Linked DNA regions of Mus musculus: region 2 is linked to region 1. The links are chromatin loops, found by intact Hi-C in ENCODE. Cell type or tissue: left cerebral cortex. All regions are shown on one strand. Each heading gives the region's core, and the rest is flanking DNA. Links, peaks and the distances in the headings are about the cores only.

What was found. Hi-C counts contacts between places; a loop is a spot of excess contacts. Peaks named below come from ENCODE experiments on the same cell type or tissue, not always from the same donor. Only the 100,000 strongest peaks of a DNase experiment are listed, where the experiment ranks them.
Region 2: it touches region 1 in a loop (8-fold over the local background); 3 of 42 quality-filtered maps call a loop at or near these places.

Annotation. Positions count from the first base shown.
Region 1 is chr11:61,042,188-61,045,096 of GRCm38, forward strand. All of the region lies in intron 1 of Kcnj12 (potassium inwardly-rectifying channel, subfamily J, member 12), which reads left to right. Among named protein-coding and RNA genes, the nearest start is that of Kcnj12, 21 kb to the left of the region's middle. In left cerebral cortex, for the core only: a CTCF peak has its summit at 1,692 (motif pointing left); DNase peaks (open chromatin) are centred at 757 and 1,661.
Region 2 is chr11:60,925,792-60,928,700 of GRCm38, forward strand. All of the region lies in intron 1 of Map2k3os (mitogen-activated protein kinase kinase 3, opposite strand), which reads right to left. Among named protein-coding and RNA genes, the nearest start is that of Map2k3os, 4.6 kb to the right of the region's middle. In left cerebral cortex, for the core only: a CTCF peak has its summit at 1,650; a DNase peak (open chromatin) is centred at 1,671; H3K4me3 peaks cover 426 bases.

The DNA.
Region 1 (2,909 bases), core at 131-2,630:
ATGGGGTATTCAGAGGCACAGGGGTGGGCACCCTCCCTGGGTGTGACTTGGGCAGCAGTGCGCTGACCACCTTGAGCTATTCTCACATCCCTGGCACAGCTCCTTTGACGCTGCAATCAGGTGCTTTGGAGACTTTAGCCCTGGGGTCACAGTTGGGGGTGGGGGGGGGGTGGGTGTTATCCAGAGCCTGCATGGGAAGCACACTGTTCATCAAAGTCACGTGTCTACTTCCTCTCCTATCTGTGTGACCTCACAGCAAATCTCTAGCTCTCGGAGCCTCAGTTTCCTGGTCTTTAAAGTGTCCTAATGGCACCAACCCCTCAGAACTGAGCTAGAGAGGCTAAAGGACAGGACCTTAATGACACTGGCTCTAAAGCCACACGCTCTGACACTTACAATCTGTCTAGCTCTGAGTGAGTCCTTTGGCATCTCTGAATAGCAGTTTCCTCTTCTATCAAGGGAGGGTAGCTTCTGAATCTCCCTGCAGGCCGTGCTCTGCACGCAGGGTAGCAGTCTGGGGCCATTTCAATTACTGTGCTGAAGATTGCAGCCACGGGCTCTTGAGCAGTGGCTACCTCAGAAACCCCACTTCCTCAGACTGGAGAAGAGGCATTTCCCAGCTGTCGCTGGCAGACTGGAGGTTACAGCTGCCACTGTCTGCTGGGAGTGGCTCTCCGGAGGTCTCGTCCTGAGCACTCTTATCTGATGGAACATAAACAGCACGCAAGGTTTTCAAGCAAGGCTGGGGAAGTGTCTGCTCCCTGCCAGCCTCCTCGCCCAGCAGAGAGGCAGCTGAGGCTAGAAGCTGGGGGCAGACAGGAGATGGAAGCTCTCGTGAATAAATCACCACATGATCTGGGCTAATGCACTGGCTGTGGACAGCATGTGCAATTAGTGCGTTAATTGTCAGAGCTGGTGACTTTTGTGCAGGCACGGCCCAGCATGCCTGTGTTTACAGAGTGCCAAGTGCCTTCTGGGGCTCAGTAACCCTGAGAGCATGCCCCCTTCTCCTCCAGTAGCATTACCCTAGGACACTTAACCCCTGTTGGCTGTACCCGAGTGGGCTTTCCAAGCCTCTGAAAGGACTCTATACCTAGGGACTCAGCTAGGTCCACTTGGTCTGGGGCTGCTGGGATAAACCCCCACCCCCAATTCCCTTTTTTTTTTTCATGAAGCCTCTTTTTGGATTCCCCCCCCCTTTTTTTTCTTTTGAACCAAAGCTGTCCCAGACTAGCCAGATACTGCCTGTTGCCAAGGTGACCACACCATCTCTCTCCTACCCTGCAGCATCGCTTGGGTTGGGTGTGTGCATCTGCCCTACTGCCTAGCCCTGAACAAGGTGTATGTGTTCACGACCATGTGTACACACAAGAGCAGACACAGAGTCCCGGTGTGCACGGCACCACCAGCGTGAGCAGATCTGCTCATGCACATGCAAAAGCAGACAGATTGCACGCGTGTTGACAGTTGCACACAGATATGTTGACCTCTCTATGAGTCAAGAGCTGTTGGCTGTGCCAAGTGATTCTCAGGCTCCATCCCACAGCCTCTCTAGCACCACAGCTGCCTGCATGCACAGCTGTGGGGCGAGTGCACTAGCTTGTGGCAGCCCACAGTACTTACTATTAGGCCAGATCACAGCCCTTGACACCTATGGTACCCTGGAGGTCCCCTTAGGGTCTCCCTGGGCCTAGTGTCTGGTGCCCCCTTGGGGCCACTGGCTATGCTGCCACCCTGGCTCAAATTCCTTGTGTATGCTTCCCTGCCATCTTCTGAATAAGTTTCCCCGCTTCCAAGCCCTTGGCCTGATCTTGGGGAATGTTCTAGAAGAGCATGCACCATGCCTCAGGCCATGTGACAGTGAAGATGCTACATATATCAATGGCAGTGCATGCCATCTGCTGTGCACTCAAAGATGCCCTAGGCACTTAGCACAGAGCAATGCCATTAATGCTCCAATTGCTGTGGTTGAGAGGCAGTTTGCTTAGGTCCATTTTAAAGATGTGAACATTGGCTGGAGAGATGGCTCAGCTGGTAAAGAGCACTGGCTGTTCTTCCAGAGGTCCTGAGTTCAATTCCCAGCAACCATATGGTGGCTCACAGCCATCTGTAATGGGATCTGACGCTTTCTTCTGGCATGCACCATATATGCACATAGAAGACTCAGACATAGATTTTTTTTTAAAGAAAAGATCTGAAACCCAAGACAAAGGTTCATCACATATACTATGCCTTTGAGATGAAAGTGAGTGGCCTAGAGCAGGCTACAACCAGGAGCTGATGTAGAAAGGCCCTACCACCACCCCCAGCCCCCAGCCTAGCATCTTCCCTGAAAGGTGCAGCAGGTGGCAGGAGGGCAGGCAGGAGCAGCCTTATTCACTTGAGAGCCTCACCAGCTGCTCCAGAGGGTGTCCCATGGCTTCACCCAGACTCACAGCCCAGGTATGAACTGACCAGCCTGCTTAGAGCCAGGCGCCTCGGAATGGAGATTTCCCTTTCCCAGAAGTGACTGCCAAGGCTGTTGAGAGGCCAGAGCGAAGCTCTCACTCCCCTTGAGCCAAGCAGGATTGTTTCCTTGGGGCTTTCAGGACAGAGACCTGCTAGTGAAGCCCATGTTCCCTTCAGATTGACCACTTTCTTGAAGTCTAGGCTTATGGGCTGGGTCAGCAGGAGGGAAACACCAGGGCCTGAGGCACCAACTCAGGCACTTGGCAGCTCCTGCCTCCACGTGGCATCAGTTAGCTCCCTAACTGAGAGGCACACAGTCTGAGAAGGCTTCCTGTAGGAAGTGGTGCTAAGCCAAGCCTGTGGCACGGATTTCTGCCAGTGACTCTGGGTCTCTCTCCTTGCAGTTCTTGAGCCCCGGATCCCGACCCCTGCTATGCCAAGGCTGTGGGCACGGTGCTTGC
Region 2 (2,909 bases), core at 96-2,595, 120 kb before region 1:
ACCCTAGATTCTAATTTGTTGTGTTTTTTTAAAATTTACTCCTTAGCCTCCCTTTCTTCCTCTACATTTGCCCTGAGTCTTATGCACAGTGAGTGGCCTTTTCATTGTCCCCTGCAGTACCTTCTTTATTTGTATTAAAGCATGGCAGGCACACGGTGCTATATGTCAGAAGGCAGTATACCAGCACCACAGCAACCAGCAGCCATGGCCCCCAGCCTGCTCTCTGCAGAGACAGAGTCTGCATCTATCACCGGCGGGCTTTTTCCGTGAGAGGTAAGCAAGGAGCCAAACGGATCAAGTTCTTACCCTGGAACTCTGAACTCTCCCTTCCTTCCCTTCCTGTGTACACACACGGCTTCTGTTCTCCTTCCGTCTTTGTCCATTTTAGACAACATCCCATGGCTTCCCACCATGGGAAACAAAGACTCAGCTCTGTTACAAAGGGGTCCACATATCTGACTTCCTGCAAGTTAGACAGACCAGTGGACAGACCCCTGGACTCCCTGGGCGCTGTAAGCATTGTTAAGACATTAAAATTGTGCTGGGTGGTGGTGGCGAACGCCTTTGATCCCAGCACTTGGGAGGCAGAGGCAGGTGGATTTCTGAGTTCGAGGCCAGACTGGTCTACAAAGTGAGCTCCAGGACAGCCAGGGCTACACAGAGAAACCCTGTCTCAGAAAACAAAAAACAAAACAAAACAAACAAACATTAAAATTGCTTCTTAATGTTAATATACTCAAGGCTAGGTTTGCTACAGCTAGCTTTTATGTCAACTTGACACAAGCCAGAGTCACCTGAGAGAGTGCCCCCAGAAAATCAGGCTGCAGGCAGTTAAGCCCATAAGGCTTTTTTTTTGGATTGATGGAGAAGGGCCAGCCCACTGTGGGTGGTGCCATCTCTGGCCTGGGTTCTATATGAAAGCAGGCTGCCAGTAAGCTGCACTGATCCATGGTTTCTGCATCAGCTCCTGCCTCCAGGTTCCTGCCCTGAACAGTGATGTGGAAGTGTAAGCAAAATAAAGCTTTAGTTTCTAACTTGGTTTTGGTCATGATGTTTTATCACAGCAATAGTAACCCTACCTAAGACAAGATTGTAAGCGTATTTTTTCCCCGCTGATGTTCACTTCTATAAATGAGCAAAGTAACTGGGGTGGGCAATGAGGCTAAGTAGCTGCAGTTGGACTCACCCTTGCTGCTTTGAGTGAAAGGACAGTCAGTCTAACAGTCAACCAGACTACCCTGTGCTAGCACCAGCTATCTTGGATACTCCACAGACACTCAGAACAAGTTATGAAAAAAGCATGGCTGACCGCCTTGGTTCTTGAAGGTCCGCCAAGGATGTCTGAGACAGTTTGTACCAGCCCCCACCCCCCTTTCTTTTTGAGACAGGGTCCCTAGCTCAGGAAAGCCTCAAACTTATTTGCAGAGGAATATACCCTTGAATTTCTGATCTCCCTGGCCTCCACCTCCCAAGTGCCAGGAGTACAGGCATGTGGCACAATACCGGGTGCTAGGAATTGAATCTGGGGCTTTCTGCACGACAGATAAACATTCTGCTGAAGTACAACTTGACCCCTGTACCAGACTCTGTTAGCTTAAGACGCTTGCTGAGCGCCACGTGACCGTGCAACTATTATCATTCTGTCCAGAAGGGGCGCAATTTCCCCAGTGATCTAGCTGAAGGACTGCTGAGGCTGCTGCTAAGGGAAAAGTCTGTGATTGGTCCAAACAAACGGCTCCGATTGGCTCAACTACCTACAGGCTGCTCAGGCTCTCTAGACAGTCTTCTGTGCTATTCATCATTCCTGGTATTACAATAGGACCCAGTAAAAGTTTCCCTCAGGTGTTCTCTTAGCCCCTGCTTTCAGTAGTGTGGGCTGAGCTGGCAACACTTAAATAAGCGGAGACAGCAGCAAATGGTGACTGTATTAGAGACGGCGGGAGAAGAGAGGCAGCAAGAGGCAGCGGAACAGCAGTGGCAGTGACAGCTGAGCAGGTGGCAAGCTAAGCTGTGAAGGCAATAAGGCAGCTATCATCCCGAAAAAAGCAGTGGTGATCCTGATGATGGTCCCAGTGGCCCTATGAGAAGGCCTGCTAGGTGTTCTGGTTTCCCCCCTCGCAAGGTGCCAAAACTTCCCGGCAGCGGCTAAGCTGTGGAAGGAGTCAGGCAACTTGGGAGTGACTGAGAGGGAGCAGAAGCAATGATGCTGTGGTTGGGGCGCGGGGGTGGAATGGGGTGGGGTGCGGGGGGCAAAGCCCTGTCCAAGCAGTAGTTCAGCTAAAGCATGAGAATCAAGAATTCAAGGCTAGCCTGGCCTACATCTTAGGATCCTATCTCCCAACACACACACACACACACCACACACACACACACACACACACACACACACACACACACACACACACACACACACAGAGGCATGCACATGTGACAGAGACAAATGATTGGCTCAAGAACTCTCTGTTGCTTTGTGGCTTAGGTTGGAAGACAGCCCTGTGCAGATGGATCTGGAACTGCCCCCATGGTATAGTTAATGCAGAGGTAATGCACATCTGCCTCTCCTCTTGGATGTGTGACCATGGGCAAGTTGCTGGTCTCTGTTTTTCATTGCCTCTCACCAAATCCTGGCAATAAGAACATCCTTGTATTTCTGGATTCCGAACAACAGGATACGAACTCTGGTATAAAGCCCTACCTGATACTTTGAGCCATCCTCAATCATTTGGGTTAGAATCTGGCCTGCTCCCTCCCTGACATGAGACCCAAGGAAGATGCTTGTGTCTTGGTTTCCTCATCTGGAAGAAGAATTTCCAACTATGTCAGCATCACTGAGGTGTGAACTTGTGAGACCCAGCAGGAAACAGGTGACAATAATTGCTTGTGTTCTGTGTCCCATACAGGAAGGACCA